Regions from separate parts of the Homo sapiens genome. Here region 1 is linked to region 2. A link is an interaction called in ENCODE POLR2A ChIA-PET data of the cell type or tissue named here. Cell type or tissue: B cell. All regions are shown on one strand. Each heading gives the region's core, and the rest is flanking DNA. Links, peaks and the distances in the headings are about the cores only.

Region 1 (8,091 bases), core at 1,344-5,343, 94 kb after region 2:
AGGTGAGCAGAGGCTTCAAGTCTATGGGCAGGCAGGATTCTCATCTCATATATTTTTTTCTTTTATTTTTAAATCTACCACAGAGACGTTCTTTGCTACAGGTAGGATTCTTAAAAGCAAAGCAGTGTTCTGAAGAGAAGGTGGGTTTTCAGTGGCCTGGGATGGAGGAGGATAAGGAGGATGTGAGTTGTAGAAGTGAGAGTGAGGCTGAAGGTCAGGAATTGAACTAGCACATGAGGAATTCGGGTCAGGAGGTCACCAGTAACCAGGAGTTGACAGTGATGCGGACTCAGTGCCCTTGCCCAGGTATTTTGTTGCTTGCTGGGTTCCTGTTTATGCAGGAGCTGATTGCTGGCTGGGAGCACCCCTGCACGCCCAAGCAAGAGGGATCCAGGGTCAGCAGTTAGTGGCAGGAGAACCCCCTGAGGGTGCCTTGTATGCAGGGAGAGTGCATTTCCTGTTTGGTTTGGGACGAGCCTGGTCCAGGTGTAATTAGTAACAGAGGCTTCCTCCTTACTCAGCAATGACTGCTGTGGTCGACAATTAATATGGTCACCCTACTCACGAGTACTTGGTTGCAGAGAAGTATTTGTTATGTGTATGAGTGAAGATCCTGACCAAAGATTTGACCACACAAGGTTCTGTGGTGAGTCCATGGTTTACCTGTCTCATGGGCGGAGCTTGGCTGCCTCTCTTTGTGTACTTGTTATTTGAATTCCAAAGAACGTTCTGCGCCACACTTTTCAGAGCTCTTTTCTCCCAGTGTGTGTTTTAGATGGCCGTCTGTTTTGTCATTGATAAGCTAATTCTGTAAACCTCAGGGCAGCTGCACATGCAGCATCTGTAATTGCACCTCTGTAATTGGCTGGAGTGCTCGAGAGACTGTACTTGCTTTTCCTGGCGCCCCCCAGGGTCCGTGGCTTCACCTAAAGGCTTGGTGGCAGGGACTGGTGAGAGAGGGAAGAGGAAGAGAGGAGGGAGAGGATTCTTGGTCTTCTACTCATCAGCCTGGTTGACAGGGGCTGGGAAAGTCTGATTCTTAGTTGACTGCCGGGAAGATGGGGCTTGCGAGAGTGGAGGGGGCTGAGGTGGGGTCCAGGTGTTACTAGTGGAGGGTGTCCAGGTTCTTGGCATTTTGAACAAAGAATTGGACAAAACGCACAAACAAAGCAAGGAAAGAATGAAGCAACAAAAGCAGAAATTTATTGAAAACAAAAGTACACTCTACAGGGTGGGAGCGGGCTGGGCATAGGGGCTCAAGAGCCCGGTTACAGAATTTTCTTGGGTTTAAATACCCTCTAGAGGTGTCCCTTTGGTTACTTGGTGTACACCTTGTGTAAATGAACTAATGGCTCACTATTGGTCTGATTGGTTATTTGAATCAGCAAGAGGGGAGCAATCAGAGGCTGAAGCGAAGTTACAAAGTTACACCCTGTGCCAACATCTGATTGGTTGCAGGAAGCAACCAATTACAGGCTGAAGTGAAGTTACAAAGTTATACTCCTGTGCAAATGAAGACTTGGCCTGTGACCAGCCTGATTGGTTGGAAGAGGGGACCAAGCAGAGGTCCTTTCAGTTTCACCTGCCATGCAGAAAAGGTGGGGGTTGCAAGGGGAGTGGCCTCCGGTCCTTTTGTTACATAGGTGTGGAAAGTTGGGGTTATCCTTTTGATTTAGTTCTAGGAAGTCAGTGTGAATCGGCCTTAGGTTCCCTGCCTCCAGCCCCTATTCTCCTGCCTCACAGGGTCCGTATCTTGGAGCTGTTTATAATTGTAGGGAGAGCACTGCACGTGTGTTCCTGGTTTTCTTTTGGTGTGGTTTCTCCATCCCTTTTGGGAGGAGTTGATGCACTTCCTTGAATTTCTGCACCAACTATTTTATTTGGATCACAGCATCTTACAGGCTGTTGTCATGTTTTGAGACTTTTTTGTTTATGGTGAAAATGGAGCGAAAGACTCTGAGTGCCGAGGGCCATGGGGTGCGAAAGCATAATTCTCATCGGCAGCTGGACCTCGGAGGTCCTTTTCCACCTTGGGGTTTTCCCCTGGTCACTTGGTTATACACTGCGTTTTTCCATATCTGGTTGGCAACTCTGAGGACAGGGACCCTTGGCATCCTCATCTTTGTGTCTCTTTAGGGTCCTATAGGGCTTAAGTGCTTCTTCCTGAGTCATTGCTGCTACTCAGCTGAGACACCAACGAGCTACCCAGATCAGACCCAGAGTGTTGCTGCTTATTTAGGTGGCAGCCTCAGGGCTGGGCATCAGGAGGGCCTGTCTTGCTTGGTCCCTCCATCAGTCTTTCTTTCGGACCCAGTATGTCTCAGCATCTGGATCTGCCGGAGTAGCTAGGAACTCCTACTGAAAGGCAGTGTTTATTTCTGTGTTGGTGTCATTTTAGTCCCACACTTCCTGAACTCAAAACCCTCTTTCCTAAGACTTGCCATGAAACACTCCTATGAACAACGGTGACCACGAGTCCCTTTCGGGGAGAGTGTCGTTTTGTACTTTGTATTGTGTCCCAGGCCCTGGATCCTGAGGGGTGGCCTTGGGTCTAGGAGAGCGCTCAACAGGGTTCGCCTATAGAAGATTCTTCCGGTGAATGGACGAACTTGTGGCCTTGTCCAGTGGTTTCTTTTCCTTTTTCCCTGTAGTTTCCTTCCACTGTCAACTTTTCCCCCTCCTTCATAGCAGCAGGTGTTGGCAAGGACGTGCCCAGATTAGTTAGGCCCAGCCTCTTCTTCTTCCTCCGTCCCCACCCACCTTACCTTTAGGACTGGGGTGGGGTGATGTGTCTGGCCACAACTTCCGCGACCACTTTTTAAAAAAATTAAAAATGGAGAGCCACGCCACATGCTTGTGACTTCCACAGGTGAAAGAATACTCAGCTCTAGAAGGGCGGAGGTGAGTGGGTGGTGACTTCCCGCTAAGGTGAGCTTGGGTCCTGTTTTCAGAGTTCTGTGGTCTGTGCTGCGGTCCTGCGCTTCATGTCATCTGTCACTAAGGTGCAGCAGCAGCTACTTTCCCTGCAGTATCTTCATCTCCGACTCTGCCCCGCGAGGGCCCTGACTCTCAAATAAGACACAGGCTGTCCTGTTAGCCAAGCAGAAGGGATATGTCCTCTTCTCTCTCCCTGGGTAACTTCTGCCAGATGAAGAATTTTCCTCCTTCTGGTTTCTTTAGTTGGAGAAATAGTAATAGTATGATTTATCAGGCTCTGGAATGAGACTGCCGGGCCCACCTTCCAGGTCTGCCGTTTACCAGCTTTGGCTTTCTTTCTTTCTTTTCTTTTTTTTTTTTTTTTTTGAGACAGAGTCTCACTGTTTTGCCCAGGCTGGAGTGCAGTGGCGCGATCTCCGCTTACTGCAGCCTCCACCCCGCTGGGTTCAAGCAATTCTCCTGCCTTAGCCTCCCAAGTAGCTGGGATTATAGGGGCACGCCACTCTGCCCGGCTAATTTTTGTATTTTTAGTAGAGATGGGGTTTTGCCATGTTGGCCAGGCCGATCTCGAACTCCTGACCTCAGGTGGTTCACGTGCCTTGGCCTCCCAAAGTGCTGGGATTATAGGCGTAAGCCACCATGCCCGGCGAGTTTCGTCTTTCTTATCAATAAAATAATAGTGCCTCCTTCATAGAGTTATACAGTAATAAAGTTGGTGTAAGAGTAGTGTGCCTCCATGGAATAAGTACTCAGTACAACGTTAAAACATGTGGGTAGGCTGGGTGTGGTGGCTCACGCCTGTAATCCCAGCTCTTTGGGAGGCCGAGGGGGGCAGATCACAAGGTCAGGAGATCGAGACCATCCTGGTTAACATGGTGAAACCCTGTCTCTACTAAAAATACAAAAAATTAGCCGGGTGTGGTGGCAGGCGCCTGTTAGTCCCAGCTACTCGGGAGGCTGAGGCAGGAGAATTGCTTGAATCCAGGAGGCGGAGGTTGCCGTGAGCAGAGATTGTGCCACTGCACTCCAGCCTGGGCAACAGAGTGAGACTCTGTCTCAAAAAAAAAAAAAAAAAAAGAAAAGAAAAAACAAAAACAAACATGGGTATGTGGTTGCAATAACTTACACTTCGATGCTCTGGTACTGTTTTTAGAAAGACCATTATTTATCTCCCAGAGGTGTGGTCACAGTTTATTATCTAATCAGGATTAGAGTGAATTGTTTGAAAACTTAGTGTATATTTACGGGGATAGCAAAGAAGGATATTTGAAACTGAAGTATCCTAGCAACCTTGGATCCCTTTGGTAACCCATGGCAAACAGGCTGCTGCTGCTATTCTCTATGGTTGAAGACAGGGTTTTATTCTTATGTGCCATAACTGGGAGTGTCAACTTTTGTCACAAAGAATGTGTCAACAATATGCCAAAGTTGAAACTGTCAACTTGGGCAAGCATCCTATACAATTTTAAACAATACCAAATTCTGTACAGCTGTCTCCTTATGATAAATGGGCATTGATTTTATTTATATTTATTTTATTTTTTTGAGACATGGTCTTGCTCTGTTACCCAGTCTGGAGTACAGTGATGTGATGTGACCACAGTTCACTGCAGCCCTGGACTCCTGGACTCAAGTGATCCTCCCACCCCAGCCTCCCGAGTAGCTGGGACCGTGGGTGTGCACCACCACGCTCACTTGAGTTTTACTATGTTTTTGTAGAAACAGGGTCTTGCTATGGTGCCCAGGCTGTTCTCCAACTCTTGACCTCAAACAGTCATCCTGCCTTGACCTTCCAAAGAGCTGGGAGTACAAGTATGAGCCACCGCGCCTGGCTGGGCATTGATTTTAAAACTGCTCCTGGTGTGGACACCTGCCGGTGATGGCAGCCAGAATTAGATGTCTGCTGGGAACATCCTGATGGCTGGATGAGGCTGTGGCAGGGATGGCTCTGAACGAACGTCTTTCAGGCCAGTTAATTTTTCCACTGCATTTGGTGGCCTGGAACTCTGACACTTGAATCAACTGCTTCTTGAGTTGTGGAATGCATCTGAGGCTGAGCCTGACCCGGGTTCCAGCCGCTTCCCTCGTGGCACCCTACCGCAGCCACATTGGCCTCTTTGCTGTTTTCCCTAAGCAGCGATTCAGGTGCTTGCCCAGGGCCTCTGTGTTTCTCCAGATCCCTGTCAGGAAAACTTGGGCCAAATGTGCTGCAGAGGCCTCCGGGCCACCCTTTATAAATGCGACATCTGACGCGCAACGCTCTCTTACTCAGCTCTTGTTATTTTTCTTCCGAGCACTGCACCAGACCGATTGCAGATATGTGCGTGCTCATTTGCAAATTGCCTGTCCTCCTCCTCCCCTGGCCCGGCCGCTAGAACCTACATTTCATAGACTTTGGGTTTTGTATCTGCTGTTTCCAGCAGCAGAGACTTGCTTTAGTTCTTGCTCTGATTTGCTGTAACTTCAGGTGCATTCAGCCAGGTGAGATTGCTTATTGAACTTACCAAAGCAACAGAGTAAGAGTTCTGGAGGTTTTAATCACTGTGCTCTCAATAAGCCAACAGAAGGAAATGATCTCTGGGAAGAACGTTCTGCAGAATACATTACGTTCCATCTTGGTATGAAGTTAGGATCCTGGGAGGCCAAGTGTGAGGATCCTGCTAGCATTTTCTTTCAGTGAATTAAAATGATTTAAAGAGCAGTGAATTAAAGGCTAGGCATAATCCTATGTCTTTGGCCTTTAACAGTTTTTTTTTTTTAATAAAACACAGCTATGTGTTCAGTATGCTTTTATTTGGCATGAATGAATAAAGGCTTTTGTCCATGCTGTAGTGCGCTGTTCCTTGTGTAACATTCCATGTGGAAAACTTCTTTTAGACAATCATACCATGATATTTTTTCTTTTCCTTGAGAAGATGGATACTTATTTTTTTTTCTAAGAATGTATAGTATGTACCTTTTTATTTTTGGTCCTGGCCCCCAGGAAACTCAAAACCACACTTAATACAGAGATCTGGAAATTATATTAGCCCTTGTGTGTACCACTTGCTGTTTCTTTTGTAGGGTGGCCTTGACTTACTTACTTTTTTTTTTGGCACGGAGTCTTGCTCTGTCGTGCAGGCTGGAGTGCAGTGGCATGATCTCGGCTCACTGCAAGCTCCACCTCCTGGGTTCACGCCATTCTCCTGTCTCAGCCTCCCAAGTAGCTGGGGCTACAGGCACCCACCACCATGCCCAGCTAATTTTTTTGGATTTTTAGTAGAGACAGGGTTTCACCATATTAGCCAGGATGGTCTTGATCTCCTGACCTCATGATCCACCCACCTGGGCCTCCCAAAGTGCTGGGATTACAGGCTTGAGCCACCGCACCCAGCCTGGCTTTCTAATGTTATTTTATTTACCTAGTTGAATGTATGACTTTTTTTTTTTTTTTGAAATGAAGTCTTGCTGTAACACATGCTGGAGTGTAATGGCATGATCTCAGCTCACTGCAACTTCTGCTTCCTGGGTTCAAGCAATTCTTCTGCCTCAGCCTCCCAAGTATCTGGGACTGCAGGTGCCTGCCATCATGCTTGGCTAATTTTTGTATTTTTAGTAGAGATGGGGTTTCACCGTATTGGCCAGGCTGGTCTCGAACTCCTGACCTCAAGTGATCTGTCCTCAGCCTCCCAAATGCTGGGATTACAGGCATGAGACATGTATGACTTTTAACACACTCCAAATCTTTTTTGGAAGGAACTAGTGAATGACAGAACAGTTTTATCCTCCTCTTATCTCCTAATATGGGGTATTGAGTAACAAACTTGGTTTTGAAATTCTGTTGCCCTTGTGTGCTTTTACTTGGGTAATGCAACTAACAGAAATTTCTGGATTTGCTTAAGTAGAATTTCCATTTCTTTGCTTGATAAAGCCCAGGGTTGCAATTTTAGGGCAGTTACCAGCCAGGTAGAGAGGTAGGAACGGTTTTGAGATGACCCTCTCACTGGTTTCCTCTGTTTATTCTAATTGTGAGATTTTGGTTACTTTGCAATAGAGGGTTTAGATATGCACTGCTTTACAGCAACCGGGTAACTGGCTTCTGAAGATTGAATATACGGTTTCTTCAGCATTGCTGTTTCCAAAAGAGTTTAGTTTGTTTTCATTCATTGACTTAGTGCCTTCCTCTGTTCAAGGAATTCTACTAATTGGTATGGGTGTTTCCAAATGATGCTTAGCTGGCCGACCCTTCTTTGGAGAAGCTTACATTTAAAAAAATTAATTTTCACAATTGGTATGTCAAATTGGTAATTATTTCAGAAGCAAATTAAGATAACATCTTAGAAAATCAATTTATGGACTTGAGCCGAGTGCTTCATACAACGAATGGGTTTTTTCTAGGTGTTTGTCACCGGGAATTTTCCTGAGAGGCTTGTATATATTAATAGAAAAGGAGTGTAGCTTTTTTTTCTCTTCGTTATAATTTAGGTAAAGTCTTACAATGTGTGAACAAGGCTGTCATTTTTAGCTTGCGTTTGAACGAAAACATGCTATACTTTTTGGAGACCCTGATTGAGTAATCAGTACTTGGGGTAGTGATAAACCACAGGTGAGCTAACTTGCGGCATTCTTTAGATTAAAATTTGATCGTCATTGTTTGTTCCCAACAATGATTTGCCAGGAATGGTATGCATACTTCTCTTCTGCCCCATTCTTCCTTGTTCTAATCTCTTCTTAAATAGTTCTGTTTTTCTTTTGCTGAACAGGAATTCCCAAGTAAATAATTCTTTCTTGTGACCGAGGGTGCAGTTGGTGAGGTCTTCTTGCCTTCTGAATGGCCAGTAGCTGCTTCCGGACTCCGGAAAATATGTCGCAAATGAAGACTGCTATCACTCACTCTATAAACAGGACCAGAAAGTGAGCAATTTGGCAAGGTCCCCTCTCTCGGCAAGTCTGATGGATCTCTTTTTTTTCCCCAGTGAAGGCTTGTCATATTTATAAGCCAGTAGTGTTATTTCAGAATCTCCGAAGGAAATGTGCCTCCGTGATAGGGAAGCAACTTGTTTATTCTAGACTTTTCTTCACTATATTTCTAACGTTGAGGAAATTACTCAAAGAGGTTTGGCAGAGTGAAGACAGATGAGTGAGACTGGATTGAGTTTATGGAATGTATTAATT
Region 2 (8,091 bases), core at 1,876-5,875:
TTTACTCCCTCATGTCTAATTCCTTGAGCCAGAGGAAGTTAGTGGGAATTTGCCAGAAGAATGGGGAAATAAACAATGAACAATCACAGATGAGGAATCCTTGCAGGAGGCAGGGCCACCATTTCCTCAGGTTCCCTCTGTGCATTTTTTTTTTTTTTTTGAGACAGAGTCTCGCTCTGTTGCCCAGGCTGGAGTGCAGTGGCATGATTTCAGTTCACTGCAACCTCTGCCTCCGGGGTTCAAGCGATTCTCCTGCCTCAGCCTCCCGAGTAGCTGGGATTACAGGCATGTGCCACCACACCTGGCTAATTTTTGTATTTTTAGTAGAGATGAGGTTTCGCCATGTTGGTCTGGCTGGTCTCGAACTCCTGACCTCAGGTGATGTGCCTGCCTCAGCCTCCCAAAGTGCTAGAATTACAGTCATGAGCCACCGCACCCGGCCCCTCTCTGGCTTTTGTCTGATCTCCTCATTAGGTTCTGGATTCATTCTCTTAATAACTTTCTCATGGGATGTGACTGTTGCTAGCTCAGAGTTCTATGCTGGGAACTCAAGAATGTAAGACTTCCACCAGCCCAGTTGAAGAGTCCCAGCCAAGCAACCTGTATTATAGCCACTCCTGATACCGAAATCTGTGTTAGTCAGGGTTCTCTAGAGGGACAGAACTAATAGGATTGCTGAACATATAAAGGGGAGTTTATTAAGGAGTATTGACTCACACGATCACAAGTTGAGGTCCCACAATAGGCCATTTGCAAGCTGAGGATCAAGGAAGCCAGTCCGAGTCCCAAAGCTGAAGAACTTGGAGTCCGATGTTTGAGGGCAGGAAGCATCCAGCACGGGAGAAAGATGGAGGCCGGAAGACTGAACCAGTCTAGTCTTTCCTCGTTCCTCTGCCTGCTTTTATTCTAGCTGTGCTGGCAGCTGATTAGATGGTGCCCACTAGATTGAGGGTGGGTCTGCCTTTCCCAGTCCACTGTCTCAAATGTTAATCTCCTTTGGCAACACCCTCACAGACACACCCCGGGACAATACTTTGCATCCTTCAATTCCATCAAGTTGACACTCAGTATTAACCATCACAACACCTTAGCTTGAATTCGGTTTTGTCATCTTGCCTGGGTTCATCCTTATGTCCAAGGGGTAGCAACTTTACCAGAAGGGGGTGAAAGGCTGCTAGTCAGGCAGATGATAGTCCCGCTATCTCACAATCACAGTGATTAGGGAAGTAGTTTTACATACATCACCTTGTTTCATCTTCACAGAAATCCTGCTAGGACATTAAGTATAACCTCAACTTTTTTTTGCCAGGTCCAGTGGTTCATGCCTGTAATCCCAGCACTTTGGGAGGCCAAGGCAAAAGGATTGCTTGAGGCCAGGAGTTCAAGACCAGCCTGGACAACATAGTGAGACCCTGTTTCTACAAAAAAATAAAAATATTAGCCAGGCTTGGTGGTGTGTGCTTGTAGTCCCACATATTCGGGAGGCTGGGGTAGGAGGATCGCTTGAGCCCAGCAGGTCAAGGCTGCAATGAGCTATGATCACATCACTGCACTCCAGCCTGGGCAATACAGTGAGCCCCTCTCTCCAAAAAAAAAGGAAAACAAATTACCTTGACTTTTTTATGATGAAACTGAGGCTCACACAGTTCCTGCATGGCAGGACTGGGATTTGAACCTCAGTCTCTCTAACTCCAAGGCCCACATCCTTTCCAGCACCCCTGTGGGATGCCAGCAGGCTCTGCTTCCCTCTCTGCTCACTTACTCTGGAGTTCTTGGCACTTTTCACAATAGTTGTATCTGCCATGTTAATTTCTTAAAACAAGAATCACTCAGCATGTTTTAGAATTGACTGGATGTGTCTGCCACCTAAACTGTTCCGTGTGATGAGGCCTGGAGACGCCTGTATTCACCAGGGACTCACCCAGAACATGAGGGCTGAGGACACAGAAGAGCTGATGTGATTTCTGTCACCTTCTCTCTTTCCAACATGCTAGTCAAATTCTCTTTCTCTCAGGTTCTCATATTGAAGTTCTTTTTCCTATTTATCGTGCATGTTCCACCCTTACATGAAGAAGAGAGGAGAAGAAAAGGGAGACAAACAGAGAGAGGAGAGGAGAGGAGAGGAAGCTATTTGTTAGCGTTAGGATTTTTCTTTTCCCAGGAAGACTGAGATCCATGTAATCCATCTGTCCTCTTTGTTGATGAGTTTCTGGAGGTCCCGAATTAGGTTTGTTCACTGCAGTGTCCCCCACGTTTCCTAGCAGAATGCCATGAACATGGAAGTTTCTCGGTCAATGTGTAGTGACTTAAAGTGAGTTTTTCCTTGAGTCAGTTTTGCTGAAAGTTGTGTATACAATCAGGAAACAGCTTTAATCCTCTTCTTAGTGTTCAATGGACAGAAAACACATACCCACCATCCCACCGAGGAAGAAAGGAAGGGAACATAATACGTATCCACTCTGGGAGGTGCAAAGGAGGTACTTCGTTACCTTATTTTACCCTAACAACAACCACCCATGGGCAGAAATATTATTCTCTCCATCTCCAGAGGAGGAAATTTAGAGAGAATAAGTCATTTTGGATTCAGCGTGGGGTAGGGTTTGTCAGCACAGACTCCGGACCACCTAGGCTTGTCGTCAGGTTCCAGCACTTACTCGCTTCTGTGGCCTTGGGCAAGTTCCATGATTTCTCTGACCTTAGTTTCCTCATCTGTAAAATGGGGATGATAGTATCTAATAAACAGATTGCCCTGGAAAGACAGTGCCTAACACAGAATAGAGTTTGATGATGGTCGTTTAACAACACCCGCCCATCATTAGGACTTCTTTTTATCAATACACCGCTTTTTAATGCTTTAGAGTGCACCAGAAACATCCAAAGAGCTTGTTGAAATTACAGACACCAGAGACACGCCCCAATTAGGGTGACCAACTTGCCCCCGTTTTCCCAGGACTTTCCTGGTTTTAGCTCTGAAAGTCCTGCGTCCTGGGGAACCCCTCAGTCCTGAGCAAGTTAAGATGGTTAGTCACTGACCAACCCACACTAACCATATCAGAATCTCTGGGTGTGGGGTTCTGGTATCTGTAGCTTTTTTTTTTTCTTTTTTGTTTTTTGAGACGGAGTCTCGCTCTGTCGCCCAGGCTGGAGTGCAGTGGCGCCATCTCTGCTCACTGCAAGCTCCGCCTCCCGGGTTCGCGCCATTCTCCTGCCTCAGCCTGCCGAGTAGCTGGGACTACAGGCGCCCACCACCACGCCCGGCTAATTTTTTGTATTTTTAGTGGAGACGGGGTTTCAGTGTGTTAGCCAGGATGGTCTCAATCTCCTGACCTCGTGATCTGCCCACCTCGGCCTCCCGAAGTGCTGGGATTACAGGATTGAGCCACCGCGCCCGGCCAGGTATCTGTAGCTTTAAAAAGAGAGAGGCATTGGGATTAGGAAGAGAGTTTAGTGTAGTGCTTTATATCACGGGTTTGAGAGCCGAGTAGGCCTGGGTTTGAATCTCCTTTTTGTCGTTTTTGAGAAGCATGACTTTGGCTGCGTTGATGAGTTCCTGGAAAGGCCACTGGGAAATGGAGAGTAGCAGCTATAATGTTGATTAGGGAATGCTCCTGGGATCAACCCTTGTGGATAGAAAGAGGAGGGAAAGGGGCAGGATTGGGCAGAGGGAGGCATTGGGCTACAATAAAGTCTTGATGAAGGCTTCAGCCAACTTCACAGAGAGCTCTGGAGAAAGGAGAGCTGTTAGAGTTGTCCTGAGTTGGAGTGAGGGGACCAGGACTCTCTGCTTTCATGTCAACCAAGTCAGTGGATGCTGGCTCCCTACAGCAATCACCCGGGTGGCTGACAGCTGAGAGCTATCTGTCAACAGCGTTTCTTGCAGCTTTGAGAATAAATATTACAGAGAACAACTTTTTCAGGTGCCACATCACAGCATCCACGACAGGGTGAATTACTAACTCCTCCAATAATTAATAAGATTACTTGCACAGAGGGTTGTTATGGATTAAGTGCACACATACAGTGCAGTTTCTCTGACATACTGCAAGCACTCAAGTCATTTTAGTTAATAGAATAAAGATAGAATGGGGTAGAGCTTCAGACGGAGGTGGGGCTGCTTCAGAAAGCTTTCTTGGAGGCATTTCTGACTTATCTGTGTTACTAGAAGCAATAATGTTTGAATTTTTATTGTGGGATGTATTACTATGTTGGGCGTGAAACAAAGATACAAAGTGGGTAAACAAGTGAATTCATTTAACAATTGTTTAATAAACACCTGTTAAGAGAGGGTGTAGACTCTGAATGAAGCTTGAAAAGGGAAGCACAGTTTTTGCTCTGGAAGAATATGTAATTTAGTGGGCTACCGATGGCTTATATAAGAGATTCCCTGGAAAACTAAACACATTTTTATTAGTAGTAATGCAACACAGTATGGAAGACTCTTGGTACTGGAATATGGTGGTGTTGGATATTGGGTTCTAAAATTACGTCCAGTAACAGACTATTCATATCCATCAAAATGTGTAATTAGATGCTGCTGCTACATAAGTTTTTTTGTTTTGTTTTGTTTTTGATTCTGAGACAGAGTCTTGCTCTGTCACCCAGACTGGAGTGCAGTCGCATGATCTTGGCTCACTGAAGCCTTGACCTCCCCAGGCTCAAGTGATCCTCCCACTTCAGCCCCCCAAGTAGCTGGGACTACAGGTGTGCACCATCACATCTGGCTAATTTTTTTATTACTTGCAGAGACAGGCTTTCACTATGTTGCCTAGGCTGGTCTTGAACTCCTGGGCTCAAGCGATCCTCTTACCTTGGCCTCCCAAGATGCTGGGATTCCAGGCGTGATTCACTGCACCGGGCTGCTGGAGAAGCTGTAATGGGACTGCTGCACTTTAACACATTAACTTGCTGAAACATTCTGGGGGGTAATTTTGAATCTACATCAAGAGCCTCAAAGACACCTATGTCCTTTGAAACAGAATCCTACCCTTGAGACTCTAATCCAGAATTATTTGAAATGAGAAAAAATAAAAAGCTATCCACTGTAAGATGTTTTCTTTGTTATATGGCTCCTAATAGAAAGAATCTGAAAACTCTTTAAATGTTTCATGATAGGGAAACATTTCTTTAAAATTAAAATTCAATTGTCTTGGAAAGGGTTGGGTCTCCTTTGGGACCCATTTTCCAAATGAAGGAAGTTGAGGCCATTAATCGGTCATAGGCTTGTTGCAACAGGTGGAGACAAATGGAACCAGGCCTTGGATGACATCAGGAATATAATGGAGCAGAAAGCTACTGACCTCCCTCCATGGATAGATGCACCAAATAAGCATCTACCCACAGATCCATTTCCTCGGAAAGTCAGAGACCAGTTGAGAGACACCTATCCACCAGACAAATGAGAAAATGTTGATATCAGATAGATAGGAAAACTGGGGCACACTTGGGCCCAGTATGCACCCTGACCACGGTGCCATAAAATTGGGAAAGGAGTTCCCAACGCCCAGCTTATTCCCATGGAGAGGATGGTCTGAGCCTCACATGAAGGGCCCTAATCCTGTTTCCCCATGATTTAACACTTAATGCACCAAACACAAGAACAGAGGGGATTAGATACACATGTGTAGGAAAAAAATATAGCAGTTTAATATGGGCATGCAAGTATTTTCAGAGAATTTATACCACTGGAATCAGCACAGAGAAGGGGCTTAAATCAGTGCAGAGAAGGGGCTTAAAAACATACGTGGACAAGCACAATGGCTCATGCCTGTAATCCCAGCACTTTCGGAGCACAACGTGGCAAAACCCTGTCTCTACAAAAAAAAATTATGAAAATTAGCCAGGTGTGGTGCTGCATGCCTATAGCCCCAGCTTCTCAGGAGGCTGAGGTGGGAGGATCACTTGAACCCGGGAGGTTGAAGCTGCAGTGGGTAAAGATTGTACCACTGCACTCCAGCCTGGGCAACAGAGCGAGAGCGAGACCCTGTCTCAACAAAACAAAACAAACAACTCTGTTTCCCCTTGGAAGGAGTTTACAAAACATACCTGTAGCTGCTACCTGGTGGCCTGGCTTCTAATTAACTTGCTTGGGGAGTTAACGAGACAATTATTAACCTGTCACCAGTCTGGGAGGAGTTTGTACTCACGCTAAGTGCTCCAGCCCTTATAACATCCACCTAAGGAACTGCATTCTAAATGTCCTAGTTCAGGGAGAGGATAAGACTGGCAAACACATGTCTCTCTAGACTGCAGAGAAAAACAAAGTGGTGGTTTTACATTATAAAGGGTGCATAAGCAATTTGAAGGACTCCATCCCCAGGGAGCAATGCTGAGAAGGGGTTTTAAAAACACAGCCCCTGTATATTCTGGATGTTAATCTCTTGTCAGATCAATAGTTTGCAAATATTTTCTCCCAAATTGCAGGTTGTCACTTCATTCTGTTGATTGTTTCCTTTGCTGTGCAGGAGCTTTGGAGTCTGATATAATCTCATTTGTCTATTTTTGCTTTTGTTGACTGTTTTTGAGGTACTAGCCATAAAACCTTTGCCTAGACCAATGTGCTGAAGTGTTTTCCCTATGTTTTCTTCTCCTAGTTTCATAGCTTCGGGTCTTACGTTTAAGTCTTTGATGCATTTTGAGTTGATTTTTGGATCTGGTGAGAGATAGGGGTCTACCTTCATTCTTCTGCATGTGGATGCCCTCTTTTCTAGAGATACTTGGAACGCAAATAACTCAACAGCAAACAAACAAAACAAAAAGCAAAAGCAAAAAACAAATAATCTGATTAAAAAATAGGCAAAAGATTGGAATAGGCATTTCTCAAAAGAAGACATACAAATAGCCAAGTATATTAAAAAAATGCTCCACATCACTAATCATCAGGAAAATGCAAATCAAAACCAAAATGAGATATCATCTCACCCCAGTTCAAATGGCGATTATCAAGAAGACAAAAAAATAACAAACGCCGAAAAGGATACGGAGAAAGGGGAACTCCTACAGTACAGCCGTTATGAAAAACAGTATGAAGTTTTCTCCAAAAACTAAAAATAGAACGACCATATGATCCAGCAATCCCACTGCTGGGTATGCATCCAAAGGGAAGGAGATCAGCATGTCAAAGAGATATCTACACTCTCGTGTTTATTGCAGCACTATTCACAATAGCAAAGATACGGAATCAACCTGAGTGTCTATCAACAGATGAAGGGATAAAGAAAATGTGGCACTTATACAATAGAATACTATTCAGACATTTAAAAAAAGAATAAAATCCTTCATTCGCAGCAACATAGATGAGCCTGGAGGACATTATATTAAGTGAAATAAGCCAGACACAGAAAGACAGATACCACATGTTCTGACTCATATGTGAGAGCTGAAAAAGTTGGTATCATGGAAGTGGAGAGGAGAACAGTGGTTACCAGAGGCTGGGAAGGTTAGGGGGAAGGAAAAATAGGGAGAGGTTGGTTAATGAGTACAAAATTACAGCCAGATAGAAGGAATAGTTTCTAGTGTTCTATAGCACTGCAGGGTGACTCTAGTTAACAATAATTTATTGTATATTTTCAAATAGCTAGAAGAACAGATATTGAATGTTCCTAACACAAAGAAATGATGGATGTTTGAGGTGACGGACAGGCTAATTACCCTGCTTTGCTCATTTCACATGTATACATGTATTGAAATATCACATGTACACATAAATATCTATGATTATTATGTGTCCATTTAAAAGAATGGAACCAAGCCTCTTTAATTATTGGTCAGGAATTCTATTTCTGTCTCCAACAAACTACCTTTTTGCTTCTAAACTTGCTGCCCTAGAGTGAAATGTTAACTCCCAATGTTGCCAACTATGAGGCCAAAGGAAAATGACTTGATGTACATTGGTGAATGTATTTGGTTCGTGTTTTTAAGTTTTTTTATTCCTTCCTTCTTTCTTTATTTCTACTAATGTTCAATCAGGTGAACCTTAGGAAAAGAAGCTAATTTGTACCAAAATCTTACCTTGAACTCCCTAAGTATAAACTTAGTGTGGTTTCACATGCCCTTTCAATGAGGCATCTTGGGATTAGTCCTCAAGGAAAATAC

The links. ChIA-PET counts read pairs that join two places held together with the same protein. Peaks named below come from ENCODE experiments on the same cell type or tissue, not always from the same donor. Only the 100,000 strongest peaks of a DNase experiment are listed, where the experiment ranks them.
Region 1: POLR2A ChIA-PET joins it to region 2 with 5 read pairs; 7 of 35 experiments call an interaction of 5 or more read pairs at or near these places.

What each region holds. Positions count from the first base shown.
Region 1 is chr10:14,578,299-14,586,389 of GRCh38, reverse strand. The region is part of intron 2 of FAM107B (family with sequence similarity 107 member B); the gene reads left to right. Among named protein-coding and RNA genes, the nearest start is that of MIR1265, 150 kb to the right of the region's middle. RefSeq lists an enhancer at 3,090-3,149. In B cell, for the core only: no CTCF peak of the experiment used is centred there; DNase peaks (open chromatin) are centred at 1,519 and 2,949; H3K27ac peaks cover 1,970 bases.
Region 2 is chr10:14,672,643-14,680,733 of GRCh38, reverse strand. All of the region lies in intron 1 of FAM107B (family with sequence similarity 107 member B), which reads left to right. Among named protein-coding and RNA genes, the nearest start is that of FAM107B, 98 kb to the left of the region's middle. RefSeq lists an enhancer at 5,404-5,990. In B cell, for the core only: no CTCF peak of the experiment used is centred there; no DNase peak of the experiment used is centred there.